2 separate regions of the Homo sapiens genome follow, and region 1 is linked to region 2. Evidence: read pairs that join two places in POLR2A ChIA-PET (ENCODE). Cell type or tissue: HepG2. All regions are shown on one strand. Links, peaks and the distances in the headings refer to the core of each region. The heading gives the core; the rest is flanking DNA. Region 1 overlaps ANKRD13A (ankyrin repeat domain 13A). Region 2 overlaps LOC105369976 (a long non-coding RNA gene).

Region 1 (12,165 bases), core at 158-4,157, 67 kb after region 2:
CACCACGCCTGGTTAATTTTTGTATTTTTAGTAAAGATAGGGTTTCACCATATTGGCCAGGCTGGTCTCAAACTCCTGGCCTCAAGTGATCTGCCCACCTTGGCCTCCCAAAGTGTTGGGATTACAGGTGTGAGCCACCGTGCTCAGCCAGGAAATTTTTTTTTTTTTTTTGAGATGGAGTTTCACTCTTGTTGTCCAGGCTGGAGTGCAATGGCACGATCTCAGCTCACCAAAACCTCCGCCTGCCAGGTTCAAGTGATTCTCCTGCCTCAGCCTCCTGAGTAGCTGGGATTACAGCCATGGGCCACCACACCCAGCTAATTTTGTATTTTTTTTTAGCACAGATGGGGTTTCTCCATGTTGGTCAGGCTGGTCTTGAATTCCCGACCTCAGGTGACTCGCCCACATTGGCCTCCCAAAGTGTTGGGATTACAAGCATGAGCCACCGTGCCTGGCCAGAAATTTTTATAAAAAAGAAGTTAGGGGCCAGGCACGGTGGCTCACGCCTGTAATCTCAGCACTTTCGGAGGCCGAGGTGGGTGAGGATCACCTGATGTCAGGAGTTCGAGACCAGCCTGGCCAACATGGTGAAACCCCGTCTCTACTGAAAATACAAAAAATTAGCCGGGCGTGGTGGTGGGTGCTTGTAATCCCAGCTACTCAGGAGGCTGAGGCAGGAGAATCACTTGAACCCAGGAGGCAGAGGTTGCAGTGAGCCAAGGTCGTGCCACTGCACTCCAGCCTGGGTGACAGGGCGAGACTTTGCCTCAAAAAAAAAAAAAAAGAGAGAGAGAGAGAAGAAGTTAGGGTTAGGCTTAACACAACCCAATCACATTAACCCTAAACTTAACAGAGCCAACAAAGAGTTCCCTCTAGGCTTAAAAAATAACAACAAAACAGGAGGTGGGAGGGTGGTGGTGATTACCTTTATATCTCTTTTTTTCCTCCTCGGTCAGATGTTCTGTGCGTATTTTGGTGATCACATTCACATTGTTTACTGTGTAAACCTGAGAGGTGTATGCGAAAGAAAACAGTGACACAGGGAATCAAAACTCCAAAAGTAAGCACAGCAAAAGCAAGAATGCTGAAGCAAAAAACAGAAAACAATCCAGCAAAATAAAAATGAGAAATGGTTAACTATCATTAGGATCCTTCAGAGAAAGTATATAAACTATCAACTGAAAAATGCATCAGCAGTTACCTCCCATGTTTGACAGTTTTAATACTAAGGAGTTAGCAGTGACAGGCTGCATCTTCCTGCTTGCCCTGCTGTGGCTAAATAGTCTCAAACAAATGCCCTGCAATCTAGGTTTCCACCTGGGTTTCTATTAAACTAAGGTACCCAAACCAGGATCCTGTACTTCTGTTGGTAATTTTTTTTTTTTTTTTTTTTGAGACAGAGTCTCCCTCTGTTGCCCAGGCTGGAGTGCAGTGGCGTGATCTCTGCTCACTGCAGCCTCCGCCTCCTGGGTTCAAGCGATTCTCGTGCCTCAGCCTCCAGAGTAGCTGGGATTACAGGCATGTGCTACTATGACTGGTTAATTTTCGTATTTTTAGTAGAGACGGGGTTTCACCATGTTGGCCAGGCTGGTCTCAAAATCCTGGCCTCAAGTGATCTGCCTACTTGGGCCTCCCAAAGTGCTGGGATTACAGGCGTGAGCCACTGCACCCAGCCTCCGCTGGTAGTCTTGTAATACTAGTATGACTCAGACAGCCATCTGCTGGGCAGAAGAGAAAGGTATGAACACAAGGTTCTCTATAGACTTATGAGCTGTAGAGAAAACCAGCAAGTCACTATTTAAAAGGCATTCTGTGCACTGACAAAAATTATTGTAACTGCCAGAGCAAATGCTCTGTTATCAAGGATAACTGGGGAATATGGTGGTCTAGAAAATCAAACATAACAGTTAACAAAGAATTCTCTCTATATGCCACGTGAGGAGCCCCAACATTCAAAGCTGCAGAAAACACACTCAGCACTATGACAAGTGCTTCTAAATGTATCTTGCTGAGCATGACGTAAGCCTTTCTTTGCTCACTCAGAGGCCACCAGAGGACCCTGCAGCACTGGGCTCCAACACCAAAAGCCATCAATCCCTGTTGTACTGAGGGACTGAAAGGCCAGGAAACAGCTTTCCAGCTGACAAAATGCCAGATGACTGGATCAACAATCGTCTCCACTATTACAACTATGTTTTAAATGCACTGATGTCATGCAAATGGGCTGTGCGCCTGCTGATTACAATTAAGCTGATTTAACAAAAAAGAGACTCAAAAGCTACTACACAACATTTGAACACATGTGAAGTCTAATCCTTCCTCTTCCTTTTTTTTTTTTAAATAATTAAGGGAATGACTAGCTTGTCATTCCTACCAGAACAACTGGTACCTGTACTCATTTCTCTACCATATTGTTTCTCTTTAGCATAGCTACAGACCTCCTCAGGGCATGCTATCCCATTTTCTGAAAGTCAAATAAGACAAAATCAAACATCCAAGTGAGAGACACATTAGACAGTTCTCATTCCCCAGAGCATCTCCATGGCACAGATGCATGAAAAAAATGGGAACAGATTCCTCATTTGCATAGAAGCTAAATAGCTATATTAAATCTTATTTTAAGAGTTTCCTTTTACCTTTGCTTCGTAACCATTAACAACTTCTGCTTTATCTGTCCTCCAGCCCCAGAATCCGGATTTAGTTCTGATAAAAAGTGAACACCACAAATTTCTACATGTACAATATGCCATTCAGATTTATATCTGTAGCCTTTATAGTTTTTTTCCCCCCCAGCTTAAGTTAGTGAAGGACACTTGGAAATCATGGTCCTATTGTCCACAGGAGGCGGTTAGCAATGACAGATGGCTTATGCACCCTCCACCCTCCTCCCACAGTTATTAATCAATTTGCCTCACCCCAGGCATAGAAAGCCTCCAATCTTGGCTTCTTTACAAAACTGCCAGCATTGAGGACAAAGGTGGTGACATTTATTGGACAGCAGTCCCAAAGAAGTGACTGAAGATGACCAGCATCCAAGGGCTTGCCACAAGGTGGTAACCAGGTCAGAGCATTTATCTGGGTCATCTTAACTGGGGACATGCATGTCAATGGTGGGATCTCCACAAGTAGCCACATCTCACTCGAGGAATTCTTAGAACAATGAGGCACAGACCATCCTGCTCCTTACAAAAGAGCAGGTGGGCCAGGAACTCATCACTGTGGTGAGCTGCTTGGAGATGCCATTAGGTCTGCAAAATAGCTGAGTCACATGTTTGGGCAGGTTTGGTGCAGCAGGGCAAAGGATGTGAAAAACAGATTTTTTTAGCCCAGCTGTTAATTCCATCTCTGTGGAACTCCTTTTAAAGTAGCCCAGCATTCCAGTGGCAGATGCAGCATTGGTAATATGCCCAAAATCTCAGTTATTCAACTCAACATACTCCTGAAAAAAAATGTATTTAGGAACCAAAAGCAGCCAGGAGGCTCTGATTCTTTTTCAAAGCAGCTTGCCCTGGGAAACGCTCCCTCTCACAGGGGATCCCTGACCAGCCCTACCCTTTGTCTAGGACATCACATCCCAGCTCCTCTTGGCCCTGGCTACGGCAACAGCCTGACTTCTGCTCTGACCACTGAGTGGTTGGGATGTCATGCAGGAAGCTCAGGGAACAGCAGCAGGTTAGCCACGTTACAAAGAACATATGCGGTTATTAGCATTTTGTTTCCAAATAGTTTGCTTTTCTTCTAATGGGATTTGGTCAATGAAATTAGTCCAGATGGTATAATGAGTTTATGTGTCTATTTTAGCCCATCAGAACAGGAGGGATCAGAGCTCCCATTTTCCTACTAGTTGTCTACAATTAGGACAGCACAACCCGTGGATGGAAACAGAGGAATCCTAAAAGTATTATACCAAATGCTATCTCCAACTGACACTTCAGAAACAAGATAACAGTCACAGGGGCAGAAGGTAAGGAACCAGACTCAACTGATTAATAAGCTACAATCCCCTTTTATCATTAATACCAGAAAATCGAGATAGCCTTTTTCCTTCAATCCTCAGTTCCTTGTTTGCTTAAGTCACTTGATGTCTTGCCACAGGAAGTCACTGTTTTCTGGCACAGACTCTTCTGATGGATGGAAAGATGATTACGTCTGCTCCACCTCACCCTTCATGCACGCTGGGAAGACGGCGCTATGCTTTTCTCCCAAGGAACCACCAAGCTCCTCACCGGGCTACCTCTGCTCCTTCGGCAATCCTGCCTCTACTGCCCTAAGCATTTGCACTCTTTTTTTTTTTTTTTTTGAGATGGACTCTTACACTGTCACCCAGGCTGGAGTGCAGTGGTGCAATCTCAGCTCACCGAAAGCTCCGCCTCCTGGGTTCACGCCATTCTCCTGCCTCAGCCTTCCAAGTAGCTGGGACTACAGGCGCCCGCCACCACGTCTGGCTAATTTTTTATATTTTTAGTAGATATGGGGTTTCACCGTGTTAGCCAGGATGGTCTCGATCTCCCGACCTCGTGATCCACCCGCCTCAGCCTCCCAAAGTGCTGGAATTACAGGCGTGAGCCAGCACGCCCAGCTCAGCATTTCCACTCTTGGAAGCAGTTTAGTTATTCAACCCAATGTTCATACCCTGTTTTAAATTTTAATTTCCTAATAACTCTGTGGCCCTTGGTAACTTTGCATGCAAAAGCATCCGAAGATGATAGAACACCTGGCTTCCCTCTCGTGCCATTTTCACCTCTGCCTGTCTCCACTGAGACCACACCAAAGGCCACTTCACAGGCACTGTGTCTTGGTGGTTGCTACACAATCAGGAGAAAGGCTATGAAGGTGGCAGGGAATATTTTGTTTGAGGTGGGCAAAGCATAATCTTTCAGAAAAGGGAAAAATTCAAACTGCAACCACAGTGTATATACTGCAGGCCAAAAATTCATCAGGGCAGGGTATTAATTTGCACACATAAGCTCTGAGTAACGGATTAGAAAAAAGTGGAAAAGTGACCATCAAAAAATGAGAGAGGGGGCTGGGTGCCGTGGCTCATGCCTGTAATCCCAGAACTTTGGGAGGCCAAAGTAGGCAGATCACCTGAGGCCAGGAATTCAAGACCAGCCTGGCCAACGTGGTGAAACCCCGCCTCTACAAAAATACAAAAATTAGCTGGGCATGATGGAGGGTGCCTATAATCCCAGCTCCTCGGGAGGCTAAAGTGGGAGAATTGCTTGAACCCGGTAGGCGGAGGTTGCAGTGAGCCAAGATCGTGCCATTGCACTCCAGCCTGGGCGACAGAGCGAGACTCCATCTCAAAAAAAAAAAAAAAAAAGAAAGAAAAAAGAAAAGAAAGAAAGAAAAGAAAATGAGAGAAGGCCACACCTTCCAAATTCAATCAAATGAATACTCACACCTCTGATCAGAAGTAAATTCACACACTTTTTATACCAACAAACCTCACATTCAAGAGCAGCTATATTCTTTTCGTAGCTGGTATCAATCCTAAGGAGTGGCTCAATTCTTGCTCAATGCACGACAAGCACACATTTAATTCTGAGCACCATTAAAACAAAGCAGCTGTCTTCCAAAAATTCTCTCTCAGCTACACACTGTCAGTTGCAAAAGAGTTAGCTTGAGAACTCTGAAAACCCTGTGGGCACAAAAATACAAAATGTGCCTTAGTCCTCGGTACAAATGGAATATGCTATCATTTCCCATTTATACTCAGTGGGGTAACAGCCAGGAATTGTCACCCTCTCTTCACAAATCGCACTTCAACAAACAATGACTCTGGCAACTCTACTGTTGAACAATATGGGGAACAATGTCTCTTCTCAAGACATCTTAAGAGTCACAGACTTTGGAGATTTCATCTCCAGATTCACTCAATTATTTCTTTCAGCTAAGGAAACAGAAAACTGGAGAGATGAGGCCACTTGCCCAAAGTCGCAGTTATTTAGGAGCCCTGCTGATGGCACTCAGTTCCTCCCCATCTCATCCCTACGGATGAACAGTGGCAGAAAAGGCAGCTTCCTCTGCCTTCTGGGGTTATGAACAGAGCCCTAAGCTGAAGGGGCCTCCCTGTCTGCAGAAGGGTATGCGGAAGCCTGGAAATGTCTTTCCAAGGCCCTCCCAGGGAAAGCCAGTCAGTCCCTAAATTTTGCTGTCCCTGAAAGACCATGAATGTCAACTGGCCAGGCCAGTGCAAGGAGGCTGGCAGAAGAGGACTGACCCTGCCTCCAGGGATGCCACCCTCCTGCCCTAGCAGCAGCCCTGGACACACTGGTTTCTTCTTCTATTACAAACAGATGTCCTAATTCCACAGCTCAATCTAAATTAGAAGAAAAGGATACTTAACAAGTTTTATGCTTGACTAAACACATTTATTAACCAATTTTATACTAGAAAGAAAAGAAAAATATAATGAGAGGACAGTTGTTATATTCATCAAGAGAAAAGAAGGCCTAAGTCCAGGATAATAGTGTCCATTTTCTCAGGGTAAGCTACTTAGGCTTGCAGAGAGCTGGATGTGGCATTCTAGACAAATACTATAAGGATAATAGCGTCCATTTTCTCAGGCTAAGCTACTTTGACTTGCAGAGAGCTGGATGTGACATCCTAGGCAAATACTATCAGGATGATAGTGTCCATTTTCTCAGGCTAAGCTACTTTGGCTTGCAGAAAGCTGGATGTGACATCCTAGGCAAATACTATCAGTGCTCTTAGGACTCCCTCGGATCAGTGGTCTCCACTGTAGAAACAAGCGAACAGCTTTGACAGCCTCTACTCAAAGGCCCCCCCATGCCCTCCATGTGGCCCAGAGGCACATGACCAGTGATGGTGTCCTCATCTGGATTAACCAAGGCACAGACCTCTCTGGAGAATTCTTTATGAGTCTGGAACAGAACTGAATCCCCTCCAGATTCTTGCTCTAAACTATTAAACCTCACAGGTGGGTTAAACAAACAAACAAACAAACAAACAAACATTTAACTATATAGTAAGTGTGAATCTGACTGACCAATATCAGTACAACTGAACTCAGTACTGGGTCAATTCTAACCTCCAGAAACTCCACGCTCTGTGGTCTGGGACTGAGTATTGTGGATCCATAAACACTAAGACAAAAATAGGATTCAAGTAAAATCCACTAGAAAGGGCACATAAAAGACATAAAAGAAAAGGAAGACATTTCTTCATACTCTTCATGTTGGTTAAGTCTTCTAAGACTTAACTGTAAAAATGATGGATGGTGTCGAGTGTCAGCTACAATTTCTACTGGTTAGAGATCAATCTTAAAACCCACTAGTGTTTATTATGTCATATTAGAAAAAGCCCAATCCATCCATAATTTACAATTAATACATACATGTCACTCAAGATGGCAGCATGGGGATTAGACATTAAAATTTAGAGTCTAAATTTGTACCTTTCAAAAGCAATATTTTTAGTATCGAGGCTGGTGTTAATGACAGGGCTTGTGAGCCGCCGCTCAACTTCCCTGCTTTTTGGCTTCATCAAGTCCAGAGTGAGGCGCTCCATTTCTTGGGAAAGGTCGAAGCGTTCGGTGGTGACCACTTTGTCATCATGGTTGACTTCCATTAACTCCGCCCAGTTGTCTATTAATGGAAACAAAGGCATAACTAAGTGCAAAGTAGGGAAGATGCAAAAACAAGGAAGCTTCGTATGTTAAAATGTATCATCTTTCATGTGTGTCCTCCCAGGTGCTATCTGGTAAAACCTACAGTGTACTGATTATCGACTACCTATTTGCACAGGGATTATCTGACCAGCTTTCCACAACACATAGGAAGCTCTGAGCCATCTTCCCCAAAGGTGCGGAATTTTTCTTAATAATCTGCATTCTTATTAGCAATATATTCCATCAATGTCCTTTATAAAATATATTATTACAGAATTCACAGAAATTATGTATGCACAACATTGGGTGAGCAATGCCATTTCTCATGCCTGATTATGGAGGGTTATACAGAGATACACACAGAAGGCCTGTGCTCAAAGGCTCAGGAAAGTGAAGCAGACACATCACAAGGGTAACTGCTGGGTGGTAAAGGACACATGAAGGAGAGCTAGCCAGACAAGAACGAAGACAGGGATGGAGAGCTGAATAATTAATAAGAATAACCAAAAAAACATGCCCTAGGAAGGATCAGACAGAAAAGTCACATGAATGTGAAAGCATTTTCTTGGTTAAAAATCACCCTGTAATTTTGCTTGAGCAGTGATTACTACAAGAGAAGTCACTCACCTTCTCCCTTAAATATAAAACTACGCCTCCCTCTTATCCAGCTCATGTTTTCAAATCCCAGCAATGTGATATCGACGCGCAGTTTGGCACCACTTTTCCAGATGCGACAGACATCATTTGGGCATATTCTAGAAACCAAGGGCACTGGAGGAGAGAAGTGTACTACTGAGAAAAACTCAAGGGCCAAGAAGAATACCTAGGCCAGGAAATCAGGATTCTGATTTAATAAAAGGAGGGGAGTGGCAAGATGGTGACCATCAAACAACGGACTTCTTGGCTTTCATATTTACCATACAGGAAATCACTCTTGAAAAATAAAAATGAACCTTCCATTCCATTCACCAGAAAAAAAGTCTAAATAAATTTCCCAAGAGTATTCTTGATCCTGAAATGAGCCCCAATTTATAGTGGGGTCTGTCCCCACTATATAAGGTCTGTACATCTGGCCTTCCTCACTCACATATGCAACTCTTGCCATATGGCTGTGGCCTACCATATTGTCATATCCACCATTCAGAGTATCAAATGTCTAAAGTATGCCACTTTTTTTTTTTTTTGAGACGGAGTCTCACCCTGTCGCCCAGGCTGGAGTGCAGTGGCGCAATCTTGGCTCACTGCAACCTCCGCCTCCCAGGTTCAAGCGATTCTCCTGCCTTAGCTTCCCGAGTAGCTGGGATTACAGGCACCCACCATCATGCCCGGCTAATTTTTGTATTTTTGTAGAGACGGGGTTTCACCATGTTGGCCAGGCTGGTCTTCAACTCCTGACCTAGGTGATCTTCCCACCTCAGCCTCCAAAAGTGCTGGGATTACAGGCATGAGCCACCGCATCCGGCCTAAGTATGCCACTTTTTAACAAAACCTGAAATAAGAGTGACTATGTGCATTAGAAAAAAATTTCATTTCTCAAAACAATCTGAAGTTCTATTCTTTTACGTACTTTTATGTCATTTAAACATTTCATACAAATATGACTTCTTGCCTGAAAGGGAAGTCTGGAAATGGAAACAGCTGAAACCCTGTAAGTTAGGAGTTATCGTTAATTTATCTACAAGAAATGAAAGTAGAACATCTATGGAAATATACTGTCAGTCAACTGCCTACGTAATACTTTAGAGAAATATATCCATTTTGTTAAAAAAAAATAAGCTATTCCAATATTCACCTCATCTTGTTTAGAATAACAAGTTTAAAAGAATCAAGCTAAACCACATAAGGAAATTAGTAAATTATGGTAAATCTACTTATTAAAATTCTAGCAATTTAAAGTGACATTTTGGGCTGGGTGCAGTGGCTCATGCCTGTAATCCCAGCAATTTGGGGGGCTGGGGCAGTTGGATCAGCTGAGGACAGGAGTTCGAGACCAGCCTGGCCAACATAATGAAACCCCATCTCTACTAAAAATACAAAAATTAGGCTGGGCATGGTAGCTCATGCCTGTAATCCCAGCACTTTGGGGGGCTAGGGTGGGTGGATCACCTGAGGTCAGGAGTTTGAGACCAGCCTGGCTAACATGGTGAAACCCCACTCTCTACTAAAAATACAAAGATTAGCTGGGCACAGTGGCGCGCACCTGTAATCCCAGCTACTCAGGAAGCTGAGGCATGAGAATCGCTTGAATCTGGGAGATGAGGATTACAGTGAGCCAAGGTCATGCCACTGCACTCCAGCCTGGACAACAGAGTGAGACTCTGTCTCAAAAAAATAAAAATAAAAATAAAATAAAAAATAAAAATAAAGTGACATTTTAAAACTAATAATATAGATGTCGGCTATAAATGACAAAAGGAGGAAATGAAATTGTCTATATACTACCTTCATGAATGCCTGGGAGGAAAAGTCCTATGCATGGCGGGGAAGACCGGATGAAAAACACCCAAAGCATTAACAGTTGTGTTTAACTGGGACTATCAGTGATTATTTTTCCTTATTCTTCACTATGTATTTCCTTGACTAAAAAAAAATACATGTAACTTTTACAAAGGAAAAATAAACCTACATGCGGGCTAAGTAAATTTAGAAAGAGAAATAAATAACGAGCCCACAGCCACTCACCCCAGCTGGTGAATTCCCATTTCATCTGCACATAGAAATCCGGAGCCTGAAGGGCAGACAAAGGTTTAAAACAGATTACCCTTGGCACTATCAACACAACATAAGCAGGGGTTAACAGGGTTCTTAAAAACCCTGGGTTAAAAAAAAAAAAAAGAGAAAATAAGAAGAAATAAAATGTAAGCCCCTAGCCGGGTGAGGTGGCTCATGCCAGTAATCCCAGCACTTTGGGAGGCTGAGGCGGGTGATCACTTGCGCTCAGGAGTTTGAGACCAGCCTGGGCAGCATGGCAAAACCCTGTCTCCACAAAAAATACAGAAAGTAGCTGGCTATGGTGGCTCGCTCTAGTCCTAGCTACTCAGGAGGCTGAGGTGGGAGGATTGCTTGAGGCCAGGAGGTGGAGGCTGCAGAGAGCCAAGATTGCACCACTGCACTCCAGCCTGGGCAACAGAGCGAGATACTGTATGGAAAAAAAAAAAAAAAGAAAGAAAAAACAAGTGTAAGCCCATTACTTATTTTATTAAATATTAGAGTGTTATTTTACCTTGATATAAAATATGTCTAGACATTAAGAAAGTGAACAGATGGCCGGGCACAGTGGCTCACTCATGCCTGTAATCCCAGCATTTTGGGAGGCCGAGGCGGGTGGATGAGTTAAGGTCAGGAGTTCGAGACCAGCCTGGCCAATATGGTGAAACCCCATCTCCACTATAAATACAAAAATTAGCTCGGCATGGTGGCACACGCCTGTAATCCTAGCTACTGGGGAGGCTGAGGCAGAAGAATTGCTTGAACCTGGGAGGCAGAGGTTGCCATGAGCCGAGATAGCACTATTCCAGCCTGGGCAACAGAGTGAGACCCCATCTCAAAAAATCAAGAAAGAAAGTGAACAGAAAGCAAGAGAATAAGAGGATTGGAGGGGGATAAAAGTCAAACCTGATTCAGGGTTCCAGTCAGGTTCCTAACAGTAAGAGAAAGATGAACCTGGGAAGATGGGCTTAAGCACTGCCAAGCAAATGTGGGTAACCACCTATTCTAGGCAAAGGGCAGGGAATGTCAATTCCATCCATTCAACGAGCAACTTGACTGTAAAAGGTTTGTGTGCTGGCAAGTGCTTCCTATTTATTGAACTACTCTGTGAAACCGAAAGAGGTTGCTAGACTCCACTTCCTCAGGAAGTTGATTTTCCCTCCAGTTAACATAACATTTTTCTCCACTTTCCTCTGAAACATGTAGAATTTGGCTTTCTGAAGTTTTAAACTACCACAGCAGCCCTGTTTAGGATTATTTTCTTACCTACCATTCCTGTAAGTTCCTAAAGATTCAGAAATCTAAAAGTTACCCTTCAAGAAGAGAAATGCGGCCGGGCGCACTGGCTCACGCCTGTAATCCCAGCACTTTGGGAGGCCGAGGCGGGCGGATCACGAGGTCAGGAGATCGAGACCATGGTGAAACCCCATCTCTACTAAAAATACAAAAAAAAAAATTAGCCGGGCGCGGTGGTGGGCGCCTGTAGTCCCAGCTACTCGGGAGGCTGAGGCAGGAGAATGGCGTGAACCCGGGAGGTGGAGCTTGCAGTGAACCAAGATCGCGCCACTGCACTCCAGCCTGGGCTACAGAGCGAGATTCCGTCTCAAAAAAAAAAAAGAAGAGAAATGCTAGAAATTCCAGGTGTTCTTCCTATTCCTACACACTTGCAAGGCTTTGCCATGATTTTTACCAAAGAACAGGGCAGGAGGGCCAAGAATCTACCCTGGAGTAAAATCTGCCAGCATTCCAATGATGAGCAAAGACAACCTCCAAGAAACAGGTGGTAAGAAAGGCTGATGTATGTTATAAGGAGATACTGTTGA
Region 2 (12,165 bases), core at 2,621-6,620:
ATCACTGATAGGAATGTAAAATGATGCTGCTGCTGTAGAAAACAGTTTGGCCATCCCTCAAAAAGTTAAACATAGAATTACCATATGACACAGCAGTTCCACTCTTAGGTTTTTACCCAAAAGAATTGGAAACAGGGATTCAAACACAAGATTTTTTATTTTTATTTTTTAATTTTTAGTAGAGACGGAGTTTCACTGTGTTGGCCAGGCTAGTCTCGAACTCCTGACCTCAAGCGATCCATCCATCTCAGCCTCCCAAAGTGCTGGGACTACAGGCATGAGCCACTGCACCCAGCCTCAAACAGATACTTGTAACCTGAATGTTCATAGTAGCACTATTCACAATAGCCAAAGATGGAAACAACTCAGATGTCCCTAAACAGATGAATGAATTAAAAAAATGTGGTCTATCCATGCAATTCAATTTTGTTCAGCCATAAAAAGGAATGAAAGGCACATGCTACAACATGAATGAATCTTGAAAACAAGGTGAGCTTCTTGTGAAAGGAGCTAGTGACAGAAGGCCACATAGTGTATGACGCCATTTATGTGAAATATCCAAAAACAGACAAATCCATACAGAGAAAGAAAACTGGTGGTTACCAGGGGCTGCAGGAAGGGGGAATGGAGAGGGACTCCTTAATGGGTATGGGGTTTCCTTCTGGGACAATGAGAATGTTCTGGAACTAGACAGAGATAGTGGTTGCACAACATTGTGAATGAACTAAATGCCACTAAATTGTTCACTTAAAAAAAAAATAGAGGCCGGGCACGGTGGCGCACATCTGTAATCCCAACACTTTGGGAGGCCGAGGCAGGTGGATCACCTGAGGTCAGGAGTTGGAGACCAGCCTGGACTTGAACTCTGGTGAAACTCTGTCTCTACTAAAAAAATACAAAAATTAGCCGAGTGTGGTGGCTCATGCCTGTAGTCCCAGCTACTCGGGAGGCTGAGGCACGAGAATCACTTGAATCCAGGAGGTAAAGGTTGCAGTGAGCTGAGATCACGCCTGTACTCCAGCCTGGGTAACAGAGTGAGACTTGGTCTCAAAACAAACAGACAAACAAACAGTAACAAAAATAGAGATGGTGTCTTGTCATGTTGCCCAGCTGGTCTCCAACTCGTGGGATCAAGCAATCCTCCCGTCCCAGCCTCCCAAAGTACTGGGATTATAGGCCTGAGCCCGCGCACCAGCAAATTGTTCACTTTTAAATGGTTAATTTCATGTTATGTGAATTTCACCTCAATGGAAAAGCTCAACCCCAAACACGCCTTATCTTCCCTCCCTGCCTGATTTTTCTCCTAGTGTACAGGGCTCCTCATATACAGTATGTCCGACTTATGTGTCCATTGTTCATCCTGCTTCTTTAAAATATAAATTCCAACAGGGTAGGGGTTTTGTCTGTTTTATTAATTCACGTATCCCCAAAGAGTCTCTGGTACTCAATAAATATTTGTTGAATAAATGAATTAGATAGGGTGTGGGGATGAAGAGAGTCCCACCACCATCCGCACCCCCATCTCTAATTCTAACCGGCTCCTGTTAATGATGATCCCCAGTCTGGGCTGATTTTCCCCTCCTTTTCCTGAAGAGCAGCATCCACAGGCTCTCGCTCAGCTCAGCCCCTTTATATCCTTCTCTGCTGAGAGTTTGAGATAAAGGGGGCCACAAGATAAGACAATGAATCCATCACAATGTGTGATGAGCTGTCTGCTCTGTGGCTTCCCACAGCAATTTATCATGACCTGGAACCATAGCTGTGAGGCTGGGTGTTCACCCGCCAGGATCTTGCTCCCCAACTGCTTTGGAGGGGGATGTTTACAGGAACTTGTCAATAACCATTTACTGAACAGCTGCTCAGATACAGCCCGGTCCCAGGCACTCAGCCAAACGAAAAATGAACTATATAATCATTCATTCATTTGGTGATTCATTCATTCTGTGATTGATTGATTGATTCATTCATTCATTCATGTGGTTGTCAAACATTCACTGAGCACCTACTATGTACCTTGGACTGTGGTACTTGATTTCAAAGATGTCAACGCATTATAGACCAGGATTTCTCAGCCTAGGCACTGTGGACTTTTGTTTTGTTTTGTTTTTTGTTTGTTTTTGTTGTTTTTGAGACAGGGTTTCACTCTATGGCCCAGGCTGGAGTGCAGTACACGATCATGGCTCACTGCAGCCTCAACCTCCTGGGCTGAAGCTATCTTCCCACCTCAGCCTCTCAAGTAGCTGTGACTACAGGCACACACCACCATGCCCGGCTAATTTTTTTGTATTTTCTGTAGAGATAGGGTCTCCCCATATTGCCTAAGCTGGTTTTGAACTCCTGGGCTCAAGCAATCCTCCTGCCTCGGCCTCCTAAAGTGCTGGGATTACAGGTATGAGCCACTATGCCTGTCCCAGCCACTGTGCATACTGGGACCAGACATTTCTTTGTCACGGGGATTGTCCTATACTTTAGCAGCAACTCTGGCTGTAGATGCCAGTAGCACTCCCTCAGTCATGACAACTAAAATGTCTCCAGACATTGCCAAACGTCTTTGGGGCACACAGTCACCCCTAGTTGAGAATCACTGGTCTAGACAAGTATATCTTCCACAAATTATGAGAGAGAGAAAAAAACGCATTTGTTTGCTGTTCTCTCTCTCTCTCTCTCCCTCTCCCTCTCCCTCTCCCTCTCCCTCTCTCTCTCTCTCTCTCTCTCTCTCTCCCTACTTGCCTACCTATCTAGCTAGTTAAATTGGAAGGCAAGAGCATAATTACAGCTAACATTTGTAAAGGGCACATAATAAGTGGTCATTTTATCTTGGTTATTCTCACAACAAGTCTACGGAGAAAATACCACTAACGCTCATTTTATATATGAAGAAATCAAGGTTCAGAGATGTTAAGCAAGTTGTCCAGGGTCACATGAAGATTAAGCGGCAGAGATGGGGTTCAAATCCAGGTCCATATGACTCCAGAGCACAGGCTCTGCACCACTGCACCACACATTCCCTGGCACAGAGCCTCACACATCATAGTGATCAATAAACATGTATTGCCTGGATGAATGAACACAAGGATGGGGCAAAGATTCTGAGAAAGGCCTGGAGAAGCATAGGCTGCAATTTGGGGACTTGACGTTCTGGAGGAACATGTATTATCTTAATTATTTCCATCCATCAGTCCATCCATCCATCCATCCATCGATCTATCCACTCATTCACCAAGTATTCCCCAAACATCTGAGTTGTGCCTGGCACCTAGGAGGAATTCTGGTTTCAAGATCTCATAGTCAGCTGGGCATGGTGGCTCATGCCTGTACTCCCAGCACTTTGGGAGGCTGAGGCAGACAGATCACTTGAGGTCAGGAGTTTGAGACCAGCTTGGCCAACGTGGTGAAACCCTGTCTCTACAAAAATATAAAAATTAGCCAGGCATGGTGGCATGCACCTGTAGTCCCAGCTACTTGGGAGGCTGAGGCAGGAGAATCGCTTGAACCCGGAAGGCAGAGGTTGCAGTGACCTGAGATCACACCACTGCATTCCAGCCTAGGCGACAGAGTGAGACTCTGTCTCAAAAAAAAAAAAAAAAAAAAAAAAAATTTCTCATAGCCAAAGAGGATCCATGAAATGTGCTCAGCAATAATTGCAACATCAGCTACAAAGTGAGAAGCTATGTTATGAAGGGACACATAGATGCTAGGTTAGCCAAGACTTTTGGTCAAAAGTGAAAAAGTGATAGGCATGCCTGCTCCAATTGGTTTAAGCAATAAAGGGAGGTTACCGGTACCTAAATCTAGTCGAGGTTGCAGGTATGGCTTGATCAGGGTGTTCAAATGATGTCGTCAGAAATCCCTCCATCATTTCCCTCTGGTTTCCTCTAAGTCAACTTCATTCCCTGCTGGCATGATGGCCACCAAGAGCTTTAGGCACATAACCTGCCAGCTTAGCAACTCCAGCTCAAAGAGCACCACTTTTTCAATGATTTTAGCCAAAATTCCAAGACTCATATTAGACCAACCTGAATCATGTGCCTGCTCTTGAACAAAGCACAGTAGCCAGGAGAAAATATGCTTTGATTGTCTAGGACTGTGTCCTGGACCCACCCCTGGGACTTGTGGATGGGGACAGCTTGACCTAAGCCATATCAACTGAAAACATAGGAAGCATGGTGCTACCAAGAGATGTCTATTCCAGGTATGGTGGAGCCTCAGAGGAGAGCATAACTCTCTTTCAGCTGGTGGATCAGGGAAGGCTGATCCACCCTGTCCACCCTGGTCCAATAAGCCACAGCTATAGATATGAAGGTCTGTTGCGTTCAGGTTGAGCTAGAGGGGGAGGTTGGGCATGGCAGAAAAAAATCTATCCATCTCTGCTACAGTTAAATATTTGAATATTGAATTGTTTGTGGATCTTGTGAAATCAGTGACCTCTGAGGTCATCTAGGGACCCAGCACATTCCTACAGGACACAACCTAGCACCTGGTCAGAGCAATAGTTCATACCTGAGACCCTGAACTTTCAGACCCTCCCCTAGCCCCCACCAGCCTCTGTCAGTGCCAAGCTGGACAGAACAAACCACATGAGGTTGGTTGGGCCTCTTTCCCTCGGAAAAATGCAGAATGGTCATTTTTTGCCTGTACCTTCCCAGACAAATAAATTCTCTTCTGGGAGCTTTTTCCTGGCTGAGCTATGTTATACGTTTCATAGCCGCCCAGATCCCCTGGGAACCCAGAGTTCCTTCCACGTGTAGGACAGGCTAGTCATTCAGTTCCAGGTCAGAGGACTGTTTCATTTGTACTGGTGGCAGGAATTCTTGGTTGTCCTCAATTTGGTTGTCCTGATTTTCGGTGGGGAACATGGTCAACAGAATAAGGACTGCATTTCCCACCTTCTACTGCAGGTAGGTGTGACTGCATGACTAAGCTCCGGCCAATGACCAGCAAGTGGCAGTGATAGATCATGCCCTTCAAGGGAGGAACATGCCCCTTCTTTCTCCTTTCCTTTTTCTTCCAGCCTTCTGTTTAGAATTGAGTCCTGGTGGGAACCACTTAGGACCATGCTGATGAGGGTAACACCATATAGATGGCAGAGCTGGGGCTGGGCGTGGTGGCTCATGTTTGCTTTCCCACCACTCTGGGAGGCCAAGGTGGGAGGATTGCTCGAGCCCAGGAGTTTGAGACCAGCCTGGGCAACATAGGATAACCTCGTCTCTGCAAATAAACTCCTGGCTCAAGCAATCTTCCGACCTCAGCCTCCCAAGTAGCTGGGCTACAAGCACACACTACCATGCCTGGCTAATTTAAAATCTTCTTTATTTTTTTAGAGATGGGGTCTTGCTATGCTGCCCAGGCTGGTCTTGAACTCCTGGACTCAAGAGATCCTCCTGCCTTGGCCTCCCAAAAGTGCTGGGATTGCAGGCATGAGCCACTGTGCCTGGCTCATATTCTCAATAGAGAGGTCCCAATTGACCACTGGCCAGCCAATAGTCTGGCTCTCCTGGGCAGATGTTCACCCTGGTACAATAAGCCACAGCTATGGATATGAAGGTCTGTTGATTTCAGGTTGAGCTAGAGGGGGAAGTTGGGCATGGCAGAAAAGCCTATCAATCTCTGCTATAATTAAATATTTGAATATTGGATTACTGAACCTGGGCATAGAGTAGCCACTGTCCTTGTCTTCTAAGAGCTTATATCCTATTACTATTTTATTATTATTAATGACATATCATTGTTAATTAATAGCTTCAGTTCACTAAACATTATTAGGTGCCAGGCATGGTGCTTATGATTAGTCATCTCATTGAATTCCCTTAATGAAAATTAGTCAATCAGAGACCTTTCTTCACAGATCGCAACCTCAGGGATGTTTGGGATTTCAGAGATGTGTTTTGGGGAAAGAAGTATAATTATTCAACTTTCACTTAATCAGAGAAGCTAAGTGGTAGGTGGAGTTGTAAAGGAAGGCAAAGAACTGGGCAGGCAGATGCTAAGTGGGAGACTGTTCCAGGCATAAGAGAAATGGGGGTGGGTATGAAAAAAAGCGAGAGAGCGAGTGAGAGCCAAGGGAAATTTGGTTTGACTGGATAAAAAGGCCAGTGAAAAGAGGGAGTTTTGGTAAGAGCTATGCATGGGCAGGGAGAAGTACACAGATCTTCAATCACAGACTCTACCACCATCCCCTCTCCTCTTCCTGCAGGTGGGCAGAGCCAAGGTGCTGTCCCTACCCCTTCTTCCTGGGGCCTCCAGAGATCCTGAGCTCACCCTCCTGACCTGCCTGTCGGTTCTGGCCCTCACGTCCTGTTTGCTGTACCTACTTTATCCCATGTCACCATCTCCATGCCCCAGCCTGGTGACAATCCCACTTCCTACCCATTCCATTGGCTTCTCCATTTGACTTGGAGCTCTTCAGCTGGATCGAGACAACTACTCTGATGAATGCCACGTCACTGGGTCAACAGAATGGGCCCAAGTGAGTCAATATCATTGACATGAAGGTGCTGTCAGTTTGGTGGGGGCTGAGGGAATGAGACTGTGTTTTAGCTGTGTTCGTTTGATTGTGAGGAATAGACGGTCACACACTGAGGGCTTAGTATACAGATGCTCAGAGAGAAATACGGAAGACGAGATCTCGTAGAAAACAAGAGGAGATGTTGTAAATGAGTCAGGCTTCCTGGAGTCCAGGACTAGGGAGGAACTCTCTATTGAAGACCACTCTAGGGAATCTTCATGCTGAAGTCCCACATTCAGTTCCTCTCTTCCTTCTCTTGGTCTCTCTGCTTCTGCTTTTTATCTCATGTCCTAAATGTCCAACTATTCAGCATAACTTTACTCTGCTTCCCCTCTCCATGCTCTGTAGCAAAATGCCCTGTTGGAATTAAATTAAAAATTTTTATCTCTGCTTTAGCAAGAGAGATGGTGACTTGCTGATGCAAGGAAGGTATTTCTCCTTCCAAGAGCGATGTATTCAGCTTTTGGGTTAAAAAGGAGATGCTGTCAGGCACAGGTGGTTATCTGGGTAGATTACATAAAAACACACAAGAAATGCTCTTTGTGTTAAAAGAAGAAAAAAGAAAAAACAAAACTTGGCCAGGCACAGTGGCTCACACCTATAATCCCAGAACTTTGGGAGGCCAAGGCGGGCGGATTGCTTAAGGTCAGGAGTTCGAGACCAGCCTGGCCAACATGGCAAAACCCCATCTCTACCAAAAATACAAAAATTAGCCAGGTGTGGTGGCACACTCCTGTAATCCCAGCTACTCAGGAGGCTGAGGCATGAGAATCGCTTGAACCTGGGAGGCAGAGGTTGCAGTGAGCCAAGATCACGCCTCTGCACTCCAGCCTGGGCTACAGAACTAGACTCTGTCTCAAAAAAAAAAACCCAAAAAAACCTTGTTTCCTCAAAAACTTAAATATAGAATTACCACAAGACCCAGCAATTCTACTACTGGCTATATCTCCAAAGAATCGAAAGCAGAAACATGAACAGGAATTTGCAGAACCATGTTTATAGCAGCATTATCCCCAGTGAGCCGAGATTGTGCCGCTGCACTCTGGCCTGGGCAAGAGAGCGAGACTCTGTCTCAAAAAATAAAAATAAAAAATAAAAAAAGAAGTCCCAAAGTAGGGTAGCTCCTGAATTAGTTAACTCAATTGTTCGAACCAAGTTCTTACCATCATTCTGCTCTGCCATCCAGAGCATGTCATTTCAGAAAGACCATCTCTTCTCGCATCTGTTTCTTAGGAATGACTCCTTCCTTCTTTCCTTCCTTCCTGCCTTCTTGCCTTCTTTCCTTCCTTTCCTCTGTCCCTCCCTCCTTCCTTCCTTGACAGGATCTCAGTCTGTCAGACAGGCTGGAGTGCAGTGATGTGTTCATAGCTGATTGCAACCTTAGACTCCTGCACTCAAGTGATCCTCCCACCTCAGCCTCCCAAGTAGCTGCGACAACAGGCATGCACCACCACGCCTGGCTAATTTAAAAATTTTTTATAGACAGGTCTCACTATCAGCCCAGACTGATCTCAAACTCCTGAGCTCAAGCAATCCTCCCATCTCAGCCTCCCAAAGTGCTGAGATTACAGGTTTGAGCCAGTAAGCCCGGCCCCTACGTCTTTCTTTAGAAGCCCCACAACAAATTTCCTCTTGTGTTTCATAGCCATACACTTGTTTTCATACCCATTCCTACACCAGTCACCCACAAGTAGAATGGGACTAACATGATATTCCTGAATTGGGGATGATGTTGTCTTTCTCAAGAGTTTAAAACCTGAATAAAATTGGGGATTCTGTTAACAAGGAAAATAGAATGGTTTGTTTGTTTGTTTGTTTGTTTGTTTATAGAGGGGGTCTCACTCAGCACTCACTGCAGCCTCCACCTCCTGGGCTCAAATGATCCCCCACCAACTGCCACCCAGCTTCCAGAGTAGCTGGGACCGTAGGTGCATGCCACCATACCTGGCTATTTTTTCTTTTTCTTTTTTTTTTGTTTGAGATAGAGTCTCGCTCTGTCACCCAGGCTAGAGTGCAGTGGTGCAATCTCGATTCACTGCAGGCTCTGCAGTGAATGGGTATGAAAACAAGTGTATGGCTATGAAACACGAGAGGAAATTTGTTGTGGGGCTTCTAAAGAAAGATGTAGGGGCCAGGCCTACTGGCTCAAACCTGTAATCTCAGCACTTTGGGAGGCTGAGATGGGAGGATTGCTTGAGCTCATGAGTTCGAGATCAGCCTGGGCTGATACAGTGAGACCTGTCTAGAACTCCCGGGTTCAAGCGATTCTCCTGCCCCAGCCTCCCGAGTAGCTGGAATTACAGGCGCCCACCACCACACCCAACTAATTTTTTGTATTTTTAGTAGGGACGGAGTTTGGCCATGTTGGCCAGGTTGGTCTCAAACTCCTGGCCTCAGGTGATCCACCTACCTCAGCCTCCCAAAGTGCTGGGATTACAGGCATGAGCCACCACGCCCTGCCTCCACCTGGCTATATTTTCTATTTTTTATAGAGAAAAGGGGTCTCATTATGTTGCCCAGGCTGATCTTGAACTCCTGGGCTCGAGGGATCCTCCTGCCTCCCAAAGTGCTGGGATTTCAGGCATGAGCTCCCATGCCCCACTTAGAATGAATTTTGAATGGGCAATTAAGAGTGTCTGCTACACCCCTGAGACTGACAAGCTCTCGGGATTAATGGACACGTGGGAAGGACTGTTTCAAGCGTGCTTCTATTACCAACTAGCAAGTGAGGGGTATGAGTTCCCAAATTCTGGGTCAAAGGTGGCTCACTTACAGATTCTCATTCCAGCCTGTGAGATGGAGTAAAGGAAGAGTGGGGCGTGCTCTTTATTTTTAAGGTCATGACCTCTGCACAAACAGTTCCCTCTACTTCCTGCCCTAAGTAAGCCCTGGCTCTTCCCTGATAGTCCTTGAAGCCCTTACCAGGGAATGGTGGTCCTTCTCCCAACCCCATGGTGTCCTCTGTCCTCCACACCTCTATTACTAGATCCATAGTCCTCCATCTTGAGTAAGTGCTGAGGCTCCTGGCATCTGGCTGTACCACCTTCTGTGCCCTCTCATTGATGATGCCTACTCATCAATCAGTCAACCAACCTATCAACCCTTATTCTCAAAGGGCTTTGGCAACTGGCTTATCCTTCTCACCCCAGTTCCTACTGCCATACTGGTGACTTTAATGACCTAGGACCTGGCCGAACTCCTGGCCCCTCAGCTCCTGTCCCTTCTTATTCCAATGACCTTCACCTCCACTCTGCTTTAGCCACCATTTCCCTGGACCATGTCCTGGACCTTGGTTTCTCCTGGAAAAAATCTTCCTCTAAAGTCTCACATTTCTCTGATCACAGGCTTGCACCTTCTGTTCTTTTGGTCATTCCAGCTTAGCAGTTCTTTGAACTACAGAATCCCTTGGCCCTTCCACTTTCTCCCTCTCAGGACCCTCCTTCCTCCAATTCCTTTCCCATCCAGCCTAGATTCCATGATCTTTGCTATATCCAGGCATGGATGTTGTGAACGACTCCCCGACATCCATTCCAACCCAGATGGTTGGTCCAAGCAGGTCATGGTCATTCCCTGTCTTTTGTCAGGAGAGGAACAGGCGTGTGACTCACTTCTAGCACTAGAGGGTAGAGTGAGGTGGGACGAAAGGGACTCTGGGAAAGATTTTCCCATGAAAGAGACAAAAGAATTGATTATCTTTCTTTCTGAGGACGAACCCAACAACAAGGGTGGCAGTACAGAGAGAAAGAAAGAACCCAGATCCTTGACTATGTTGTCAAGCCACTAAATCAACACACTCTGAAGCTTATCTTGCCCCAGGATATCCTAGTACATGAAATAACCATTTATTTCATATTTAAGCCAGCTTGAGTCAGGCATTCTGCTACTTTCACACAAAAGCACCCTAAATAACATAATTTGCAACTTGTGGCAAAAGCCCAGTCCTGGATCAATGTAAATTTCCTTCCATGATGTTTATACCTGTTCTGGTTAGACTGGTGGAGAAGACAACAGGTCCTCAGTCCTCCAGAAACCTCAGACGTCTCTCTACCCTCCACCATTAGGAGAGCCTTAGTTTTCCTCATCTATCTCCAGCCTTTGTTTAGGGTTGCAGAAGACCTGGGTTGTTATGTAAAATGGCCAGCTATCTTGACTAGGAAACAGGTATTTTTTGAATTTCCCAAGGATAGCATGGGTATTCAGCTTGGGTAGAGAGGAATAGAGGGGAGATCTTGAGGTTTAAATAAACCCAGCATTTATAAGAAGGTAGGGTAGGTATATCCAGATTAAGCTGAGTGAACCAAGTCATTCCCAGTGGCTGAGTTGAGTCAGGGGACAAAGAAAAGCTTTCTGCTCTATGTTGTGGCCTGACAGGGGATGCAAGTCCCAGGAAAGGGTGATCTATGGGCAGAGCAACAGAATCAGCCTTTTGCTGCTGTATCTTGGGCCTGGCTAGTTACAGTCCCAGTAACACATGTTGACACCATAACAAACAGTAGACACCAATGATGACATACCTTAAAATTATGTGAACCACTTGGCAAGTCCTGGTGGGTTGCTGGGTGTGGAGGTGGAAGGCCGTTCCTGTTGGTGGGAAGGCCCCAGGTTGCTCCCATAATCTGTCACTTAGACTGCTGGCAATAACAAATTCATGGTCTCTAATTCTTACCACCACCCGGGAATTCCTGTTTTCCCTGTTGGCGCTCTCCTCCCGTTCACCATAGCAACTATTTTGAATCTTCTTGACACTCATCCCACTTCCCACCCTCTTGCCTTTCCTCTCATTCTCATCAGACAACTCTGCCTCCTATTTCTTTTTCTATTCTTTCCCTCCTTCCTTCCATCCTTCCTTCCTTCCTTTCCTTCCTTCCTTCTTTTTCTTTCTTTCTCTCTTTCTTTTTCTTTTTTTTTTTTTGAGACAGGGTCTTACTCTGTTGCCCAGACTGGGGTGAAGTGGTACAATCATGGCTTACTGCAGTCTTGACCTCCTGAGTTCAAGGTGATCCTCCTACCTCAGCCTCCCAAGTGGCTGGGACTACCCTGCCTCCTATTTCAATATTTGTGTTGAACTCAGGAGTTTGAGACCAGCCTGGCCAACATGGTGAAACCCTGTCTCTACTAAAAAAAATACAAAAATTAGCTGGGGGTGGTGGTGCACGCCTGTAATCCCAGCTACTAAGGAGGCTGAGGCAGGAGAATCCTTTGAACCCAGGAGGTGGAGGTTGCAGTGACCCAAGATCTTGCCACTGCACTCCAGACTGAGCGACAGAGCAAGACTCCATCTCATGGCTCACACCTGTAATCCCAGCACTTTGGGAGGCCGAGGCGGGTGGATCACTTGAGGTCAAGAATTCAAGGCCAGCCTGGCCAACATGGTGAAACCCCATCTCTACTAAAAATACAAAAGTAGCTGAATATGTTGGCACATGCCAATAATCCCAGCTACTTGGGAAGCTGAGGCAGAAGAATTGCTTGAACCCGGGAGGTAGAGGTTGCAGTAAGCCGAGATCGCACCACTGCACTCCAGCCTGGGCAACAAGAGCGAAACTGTGTCTCCAAAAAAAAAAAAAAGAAAAAGGAAAAGAAAATATTTTTTATTTTTATTTTGCTATGTTGTCCAGGCTGGTCTCAAAATCCTGGCCTCAAGTGATCCTCCCACCTCC

Evidence for each region. Peaks named below come from ENCODE experiments on the same cell type or tissue, not always from the same donor. Only the 100,000 strongest peaks of a DNase experiment are listed, where the experiment ranks them.
Region 1: POLR2A ChIA-PET joins it to region 2 with 7 read pairs; 6 of 35 experiments call an interaction of 5 or more read pairs at or near these places.

The regions. Positions count from the first base shown.
Region 1 is chr12:110,014,584-110,026,748 of GRCh38, reverse strand. It overlaps ANKRD13A (ankyrin repeat domain 13A), which reads right to left. Exons shown (of 15, transcript NM_033121.2): 4 at 10,316-10,361; 5 at 8,261-8,404; 6 at 7,421-7,610; 7 at 2,637-2,703; 8 at 926-1,007. Among named protein-coding and RNA genes, the nearest start is that of ANKRD13A, 21 kb to the right of the region's middle. RefSeq lists enhancers at 1,746-1,815, 3,478-3,978. In HepG2, for the core only: a CTCF peak has its summit at 2,047 (motif pointing right); DNase peaks (open chromatin) are centred at 1,718 and 2,068.
Region 2 is chr12:110,083,675-110,095,839 of GRCh38, reverse strand. LOC105369976 (a long non-coding RNA gene) reads left to right here. Exons shown (of 3, transcript XR_945334.2): 2 at 6,194-6,466. Among named protein-coding and RNA genes, the nearest start is that of IFT81, 35 kb to the left of the region's middle. In HepG2, for the core only: a CTCF peak has its summit at 4,943 (motif pointing right); a DNase peak (open chromatin) is centred at 4,429; H3K4me3 peaks cover 361 bases.